Regions from separate parts of the Homo sapiens genome. Here region 2 is linked to region 1. The links are chromatin contacts, found by Hi-C or POLR2A ChIA-PET in ENCODE. All regions are on one chromosome and are shown on one strand. Each heading gives the region's core, a stretch centred on a gene start or an enhancer-like site at or near the end of the contact. The rest is flanking DNA. Distances are from core to core; before and after follow the strand shown. Region 1 overlaps C2orf76 (chromosome 2 open reading frame 76). Region 2 has its middle 21 kb from the start of DBI.

Evidence for each region. A loop is a pair of places that touch in the nucleus more often than their neighbours do. ChIA-PET counts read pairs that join two places held with the same protein, here RNA polymerase II (POLR2A). Pooled maps may share reads with other maps.
Region 2: a map with no recorded cell type shows a loop between it and region 1 (6-fold over the local background). The contact joins two enhancer-like sites. A Hi-C loop is called at or near these places in 3 of 37 single-sample maps with no recorded cell type and 3 of 50 pooled maps. POLR2A ChIA-PET finds 5 or more read pairs at or near these places in 5 of 52 experiments (CD8-positive, alpha-beta T cell, Caco-2, GM12878 and 2 more).

The regions. Positions count from the first base shown.
Region 1 is chr2:119,337,700-119,342,221 of GRCh38, forward strand. C2orf76 (chromosome 2 open reading frame 76) reads right to left here. Exons shown (of 6, transcript NM_001322331.2): 2 at 2,128-2,272. The coding sequence starts at 2,260. Among named protein-coding and RNA genes, the nearest start is that of C2orf76, 27 kb to the right of the region's middle. Within about 2 kb of position 1,697, at least 5 of the 41 ENCODE cell types and tissues checked have a DNase peak (open chromatin) inside an H3K27ac peak, as active enhancers do.
Region 2 is chr2:119,385,963-119,390,222 of GRCh38, forward strand. No RefSeq gene overlaps it. Among named protein-coding and RNA genes, the nearest start is that of DBI, 21 kb to the left of the region's middle. Within about 2 kb of position 1,947, at least 21 of the 41 ENCODE cell types and tissues checked have a DNase peak (open chromatin) inside an H3K27ac peak, as active enhancers do.

The DNA.
Region 1 (4,522 bases), core at 447-2,946:
GTTCACCTTTTAGTCAGTGGAACACATTTCCCTAAGTGCACAATTGAAACAAGCAGTGGCTGTTATTCCCACTGCAGATGAAAGGTGTGAGTAGGTGGGTCTGAGCATCTCACTGTGACCAGTACCACTGCTCTGCTGGGGAAGGTATCTGTGGTACCTGGAAAGAAAAGAACACCGTGACCCTGGAAAAAAGACATCTTCCCCTGCCATTGCAGCAGCTTGAAAATACATCTTATTCTCAAGGACTTCAAGAACCTAGTCTGTACTGTACAAAGAACATCATAGCACTTGCTGTGTCAACATTAAGAAACACTGTAATCCACAATACACACAAAGATTATAAAATAAAAAAGTACGGATTTGTTTCTATTTCAAACTCTGACTATGCTTTGGGTAATGACCTTTCAAAAGCAGGACACTTTCTAATTGACACTGTCAGAGACCAGGAAGTGCCCCCCAAAATATGCCTCTTTAGCTAAGGATTTTTTTTGAGCTAAAGGCAATTAAGCAGCAGCAGATGGAGGAAAGCTCTCGGCCCTCCGTTTGCCTAAAATCAGGACATATAATAGATTTACAAAGAGAAAAGGTATCCTGCCCACCTCTCTCCCAAGGAAAACAAAGGTTAATCACTGAAGACAACTTTAGACCCCTATCAGTCTGGAGACAGCACAAGAGAATCCACATTAACGAGCTTTACTAACTAGCCTTAGTATTCAGTTTCCCACAAGTTGTCACCCTGAGAGATTTAGAGTTCATTTCCTTTGTCTTGTCACTTCTCTAAAATTTTACTGTTCTTTGTTGAGGATGCTACCTAATCTGGGGGAGTGAGGAGAATGAGAGAGAAAGGGGAAGAGGAGAGAGGGGAGAGAGTGAGGAATTGTTTCAAGGTGAGCAGGTCTATGTGAACCTGCCCCAGAAAGTCCGAGGAAACTGAGAGGCTGAAGAAAGAGGCTGACATATTCAGTTTCTTAGAAAGACATATTTAATAGGAACTTACAAACAGAAGCCATGTCTGTGTCTCAGGCTTTGGCAGGACAAGACAAGGGATCCACGCACCACTACCCCCCAGACCCAGGGCTTATATCATAGGGAAAGGGTGATCTGAAGGGATGTGTAGGGCAAGCAAAGTACAATAACATCAAGGTTGCTTGACCTAAGGTCAGGATTTATAGTAAGTACCTGTTCTTACATAGGGAATAGTAGATAACCTGGAAATCTTAGAGGTATCTTGAAACTGGGGCTAATGAGAAGTCAATATGGCAGATCAGTATCCAAGATGGAGTTGCTTTGGCCTCCGCAGGAATAAAACAAACATAGCAAAATGTTAACACAAGGAATCTGTGTGAAGAACATCCAGGAATTCTTTGTCTTGTTCTTGCAACTTGTCTATGAGTTTGAAATCATGTCAAAGTAAAAAAATTACATTGGATATAAAGCAATACCTTTGTCAAAAGCAATGGAACTATACAAGAAATCTGCAGATTGCACCATATGTAAATAACACTTCAATTAAAGTAATGAAACCTTATTTTAGATGTTTTCTCAAAGTTCGATGATTGGAACACTTCAATAATTAAAAATGGAGAAGAGAAACCCATTGAGGACATAACAGAATGAAGACTAACTTCATGCATACTTCTAGTTTGAAACAATCAACTAGCACCGCCGTTTCTGTGTCTGTGACCACAATTATCAGCAGCTCTCATGACTTCCTGCTGTACAGCCTCCGCTCCCCTCCCACCACACTTCCCCATGTGACCACCCCACACCCTCTGTGCTCAGCTGGGTACCACAATCAGCTACACTACACCCGCTTGCTAATCAACCTCCAAATACATAACCCCATTAACAACAAACCTAGATATTACTTTTAATTAAAAAAAAAAAAAAAGAAGCCAAAAATGACGGTCACAATCCCTCATGAGGACACAGACTATTCAGTGAGAATCCTTGAGGGAGGCCCTCTGCAGATGCCAGGGCCCAGAACCGGGGCTCGCCCAGCACCTGGCTTGGAACCCAGGTTAATCTTTCAAAGTACTTTAGGATTTGTTAAAGATTATTATTAATGTCATAGTCAGCTATTTTTAAAAACTACTAGTAAAACAAAATGGCTTTCACATCTCATACCTTGCTTTAGAAATACGATAAATTCCTTTACAGTTTGGTCCAAATTCACTCCGTGATACACTACAGGTTTGAAATTGCGATGTTCAAAGGAACGGATGAGGCGAACTGTGATGGTCACTTCTCCAGGAGCCATGTGAAGAAATTCCTGTGGCAAGAGACATGAGAACCATCTAAATGAAGCCAGCTCACAGTTGTCTACCAGCACCTAGCCTGCATCTCTATCAGCTCTCTGGCACCAGCCCCGCTCTTCCATGCTGCATGATCACTGACAGAGTTCCCAAACAGAAGCCAGGTTCCAGAGTCCCCAGAAGGGTCCCAGTGATTATACCCACCTATCCACTGCAATCCTGGACAGCTCTGTCACAGTCACAGATGTTCTGACCAGCAGAAAACTGACAGAGTACAGAAGATGAACCAAAGTAACACAGGGGCATGTGTACGTGTGGAAACAGAGAAGCAGGACGGCCGAACACAAACACACAGCAGACACACGCCTATTGTGGGTGCCCTATGTCCGTGGGCCCCTCAGCTGGCCCTGAGATGGAAGCACATTTACATTAGAATCAACTATCAACAGACAGCATTTCAATTTCATAAATGCTGCCAGATTTCAGGGCTTATTTAATTATATACGATGGTGTTACCGTCTTTCACATTACTAAAGCTGAGTATGTATAGTTCATCCTAAAACTAAGTACTAGGCACATGTACCAGGTCTTAATGTTATCTCATTTAATTCATTTAATTCTCTAAACAAAACATGAAGCATTTTGCCTCATGGTTTCGTGAGAGAATTAAATGAGATAACATTTTAAAGATGAGAAGACTGACTTGGAGAGATTGCATAAACTGCCCAAAATCATGAAGCTGGTAAATGATGGAGTCAGGATTCAAGCATCAATTTAATTGCAAAGTTCATGCTTTCTAATACACACACACACACACACACACACACACACACACACACACACACACAAATTGGAAAACCACCCCAAATTATTTCCTCCAAAAAATGTCTGCACAGTTGCCAATGTTTTTTTCATGCTTAAAAAATATTTTTGTTTTGAAATATTGTAAGCAAACAGTTAAAAAAAAAAAAAGAACTTGCTACACTACCCTGTCAAATCTTAACATTCTGATGCATTCTGAGTCTTTTAGGAAGAAAACACATCAGAAGCCCCATGTACCCTCCCCAATTCCATCAGCATTTTCTGCCCTGGGACGACAGAGCAGTGACTCGCACACACCATTCCAATACATAATTTTACACTCTAATTCATATCATTTGAATCTACAGAAAATAGACTATTATGCACAGCAGTAACAACACTTTCTATATTTTTTTTAATCTTGTTTTGTTTTGTTTGAGACAGGGTCTCACTCTGTCACCCAGGCTGGTCTCCAACTCCTGGGCTCAAGTGATCCTCCTGCCTTGGCCTCCGGAAGTGCTAGAATTATAGGTGTGAGCCACCATGCCCAGCAACACTTTCTGTTATATATCAGCAATGCTTACATGCCAGATACTACTCTAAGTGCTTAGCATTCATTAGATCATCGACTGCCCACTCACCTCCAATCACCCTGTGAGGTTGGTAAGATCATCTCATACAGAAAAAGTGAAACACAAATAGGCTGAAGTACTGTGCCCACAGATACACAGTATGGTTAACTTTACATACATGGTGTATTATAGGTAGCTTCCACAAGCCTTTCAGCATCGCTTTTCATTTATCTATGTTGAAAGATGTAACTCTAACTCTCACATTCACTTTCTGAAGTATCAAAAACGCATTTGTTTTAAAGATACGAGCAGGGCATAGTTCTATCTAGTAGCACCTACTTTGTGCTACTTACAACTTTGCATGTAACTTTAAACCATAATATACAATAAAAGTAAGTACTAGAAAAAAAATACCTGTAATACTGATAAATGTAAGGAAAGATATACAATATCACTAGTAGTCAGGGAAATTCAAAATAACAGTGAGACATATCACTCATCTAACTGATAAATTACAAAGTCTAACAATACCTACTATTGGCAAGGGTAGAGAACAATGAAAACCTCATCAGTGACGGCAGGGACTTAAAGGAGCAGTACTTTTGGAGACAATAAGGCGATCTTTAGTAAAACTGAAGATACATATACCTTTTGATCCTACAATTTCATTCATACATAGGTACCCTAAGGAATCTCACATATATATACAAGGAGGAACCATAAAATAACATTAATAGCAGTGTAATTTTTTAACTGCAAAAACTGGAAACAACTGTCCATCAACAGCAGAATTGATAAGTAAAGGATGGTGTACTCCTACGATAGAATATGACAAGCAATAGAAATGAATGGATTGAAGTACAAGCATTAAACATGGATAAATCTCAAAAATAC
Region 2 (4,260 bases), core at 697-3,196, 49 kb after region 1:
GCTCTTCAGCAGTAGGCTTTGTTCCGCCTACCCACAGACTCAACATTTCCATCAGTACGAATCTAAACTGGAACCTGCACTGTCTTTACAGTATAAGCAAAAAATTTGCAAATTTTGCCATATTCTTGGACAGACTGTAAAAAAGATTTTTAAAAAAAGAAAAGAAGGCAAGGAGCAGTGGCTCACGCCTATAATCCCAGCACTTTGGGAGGCTGAGGCAGGCAGATCACCTGAGGTCGGGAGTTCGAGAAACTTTAGTAGAGACGAGCTCGTCTCTACCAAAAATACAAGCATGCCTGTAATCCCAGCTACTCGGGAGGCTGAGGCAGGAGAATCACTTGAACCCCAGAGGCGGAGGTTGCAGTGAGCCGAGATGGCACCATTGCACTACAGCCTGGGCAAAAAGCAAAACTCCATCTCAAAAAAAAAAAAAGAAAAGAAAGAAAAGAAAAAAGATTTGCAAATTGATTTTTCATCTCTTTCTTTCTTTTTAATTTTAATATAGCAAGCTTATCCTTAAGCAAATTGATTTTTAAGAGATATTAAACAAGCCTTGGCAATATTGCCTTCTCAATCCCCAGAGAGAAATCTTCACATCCCATCTCCAAACTGCTGCATTTTAAGAAATATTTTTCCAAATATGAAAAACAATATGCATGCATTGCAGAAAACTTAGAAAATATTGAAAACTATAAAAAGAGAACAAATAATCTCTCATAATCATTTAGCACATAATGGGAATCATACTGTGTATAAAGTTCTAAACCTGATTTTTCTCCCCTAAAGTATATCATGAAAAATGTCTGCATAATATTTGCATCGCATTGTTAAACTATAATTTAATTAGTACACTATAAGCAATACCCTATTTTTCCTGTTATTATAATAATTTGTTAAACTTTTTTTTTTTTTTTTTTTTGAGACGGAGTCTCGCCCTGTCGCCCAGGCTGGAGTGCAGTGGAGCGATCTCGGCTCACTGGCTCACTGCAAGCTCCGCCTCCCGGGTTCACACCATTCTCCTGCCTCAGCCTCCCAAGTAGCTGGGACTACAGGTGCCCGTCACCACGCCCGGCTAATTTCTTTTTGTATTTTTAGTAGAGACAGGGTTTCACCGTGTTAGCCAGGATGGTCTCGATCTCCTGACTTTGTGATCTGCCCGCCTCGGCCTCCCAAAGTGCTGGGATTCCTCGCCCAGCCTGTTAAATATCTTTATACATGGATCTTTGAAAACATTTTTTTTGCCCCTAGAATAGATATACTCTTGGATATAACTTATTGAGTAAAAATGTATGATCTTTTATACATATTGTTAAATTATTTTTGTAAAAACCTGTTACTAGTAATGTATAAAAGTGCCCTCTCACCAACTTCTTGCTAGCACTGAATATTATTATTTTAAACATTGTTGTTTTTATAATTCAGCCGGTAAGTTGTAGCTTGCAGTTTCAGGCTCCCTTGAAAGTGAAAAAGGTTTGATGGCTGCCTTCTCCAGGATTCTCTTTAGCGGCCTCTGCTGCTTCAGAGGCAGTCTTTCTCTCTCTATCGCTCTCTCTCTCTCCCTTGGGGCCATCTTGCATAATTTCTGGTTTCCTCCTTCCTGTTGTATTTTGGAGTTCTTCCCACAGACTTTTTCTTTTTCAGTCCCAGCTCTCCACTTCAAAGTCTACTTCTGCCAGGGTGCAGCAGGTCAGATGTTTTCCATTAACTAAGGTAGTATATGTTAAATGGTTAACCCAGAACCCTCTGGAGTCAGCAGAGGTGTTGAGTGGAGCTGTGCCTGCCAGGAAATGCCCCCTTATCCTCATTTCTGCCCATTGGGCAGAGCAGCATTTTCCGCTTGGCAGAGCAGGCCTGATGCAGCGCTCAGAGGGAACCAAGCCAGTGCTGGCATTGCTGCCAATAGCTACTGAGGAAGCAATCTCCTTAACGATACATGTGATCAAGACTCAAAAGCTTAAAAGAGAACCTGTAGATCTTGCGTGGGCAGAGGCCATGAGTCATCTAGAAATGGTGTTTGGGGCTGTGAGCAGATGACACCATTTCCAGTGGAGACAGTCACGGGACAGACTGCAGGACAGAACTGGGACCTGGGATCTGCAGAAGCCACATGATGGAGTGATAAGACCACCTGGCCTGGGCCAGGACGCAGACCATTCTTTTAGCCACACCAAACTTTAAAGGACTTTCCATTTGTTATTTCTCTCCATTTTATTATGAAAATAAGTTGAAAGAATTTTCCAGCAAACACCCATGTGTCCACTACATAGATTTTCTCACAGCATTTTACACGAATTGCTTTTTTTTTTTTTTTTTTAACATTTTGTAGAGATGGGGTTTTGCTATTTTGCCCAGGTTGGTCTCAAATCCTGGGCCTCAGGCAATCCTCCTGCCTCGGCCTCCCAAAGTGCTGGGATTACAAGCATGAGTCACTGCACCGGGCTGCATTATCATATATTAATCCACCTATCCATCATCCCTCTATCTCTCAAGCAATCTAAATTATTTTTTCTGTGAATATCAAAATAAGTTGCCGATGTCAGTATGCTTCCCCAAAAAACTGAATCATGTATATTATTAATCAAAGTTCAGTATTTATTTACAGTCCATTATTTCCTTAGGGAAAGATTTATATACCACAGATTGCATGCAAAAACGTGTACTGTGTGATGTTTTAACAAATGCATATACTTGTACAACCCAGATCCCTATCGAAATATAGAACATTACATCCAGAAATTTCCTTCATGCCCCTTCCCAGTCAATATCTGTCATCATGGTCCTAGAGGCAAATTCTGCTCTGGCTTTTTCTACCGCAGATTAGTTTTGCCTGTTCTACAACTTCCTATAGATGAAATTATATATTTGTATTTTTGTGTGTGAGACTTCTTTTACTCCATCTAAGGACACTTTACTATGTAGGAGGAAACTGGCAAACTATAGGGCCTGCCAGGATCCTGTTTTTTGTTTAGGAACAGAGAAAACCTTTTTTCCTAAATCGAATTTTAAGTGACAGTAAGAAACACCATTAAGGGGGCAAAGGTTTCCTATCTCATTCTATGGAGCCAGCACTGCCCTAACACCAAAACCAAACAAAGACATTACAAGAAAAGAAAACTGCAGACCAGTATCTTTTATGAGCATAGATGCAAAATCCTCAACAAAATATTAGCAAATTGAATCCAACAGTTTGATAGAAAAGTGTAACTGACTTTGGGAGGCTGAGGCAGGCAGATCACTTGAGCTCAGGAGTTTGAGACCAGTCTGGGCAACATGGCAAAACCCCACCTCTACTAAAAATACAAAAATTAGCTGGGTATAGCGGTGCACTCCTCTAATCTCAGCTACTGGGGAGGCTTAGGTGGATGGATTGCTTGAGCCTGGGGAGGTTGAGGCTGCGGTGAACCGAGATCATGCCACTGCACTCCAGCCTGGGCAACAGAGCGAGACACTGTCTCAAACAAAACAAAACAAAAAAAAACAAAAGAAAGAAAAGTGTAATCACCCAACAGGTTCTCCTTGCCCACTGCCTAGAGAGAGCTGATTTATCAAGACAGGGGAATTGCAATAGTTTAATTCTCACAGAGCCAGCTGTATGGGTGACTGCAGTTTTATTATTATTCGAATCAGTCTCCCAGAAAGCTAGGGGATCAGGGTTTTTAAGGATAATTTGGTGGGCAGGGGGTCAGAACATGGGAGCACTGACAGGTTGAGTTGGAGATGAAATCATAGGGAGCTGTGCTCTTGTGCTGAGTCAGTTCCTGGATGGGGGCCACAAGACCAGATGAGCCAGTTTCTCGATCTGGGTGGTGCCAGCTGATCCATTGAGTGCAGGGTCTGATCTTAGGTTTTGCAATAGTAATATTATCCCCAGGATAATTTGGGAGGTTTAGAATCTTGCAGCCTCTAGCAGCGTGACCCCTAAACCATAATTTCTAATCTTGTGGCTAATCTGTTAGTCCTGCAAAGGCAGTCTAGTCCCCAGGCAGGAAGCGGATTTGTTTTGGAAGAGGGCCGTTATCATCTTTGTTTCAAAGTTAAGCCATAAACTAAGTTCCTTCCAAAATTAGTTTGGCCTGCACCCAGGAATGAACAAGGACAGTTTGGAGGTTAGAAGAAATATGGAATCAGTTAGGTCAGATCTCTTTCACTGTCATAATTTTCTGTTCTAATTTTTGCAGAGGCGGTTTCAAAAGAATTATACACACAACCAAGTGATATTTCTCCCAGGAATGCAAGGCTGATTTAATATTCAAAATCAAT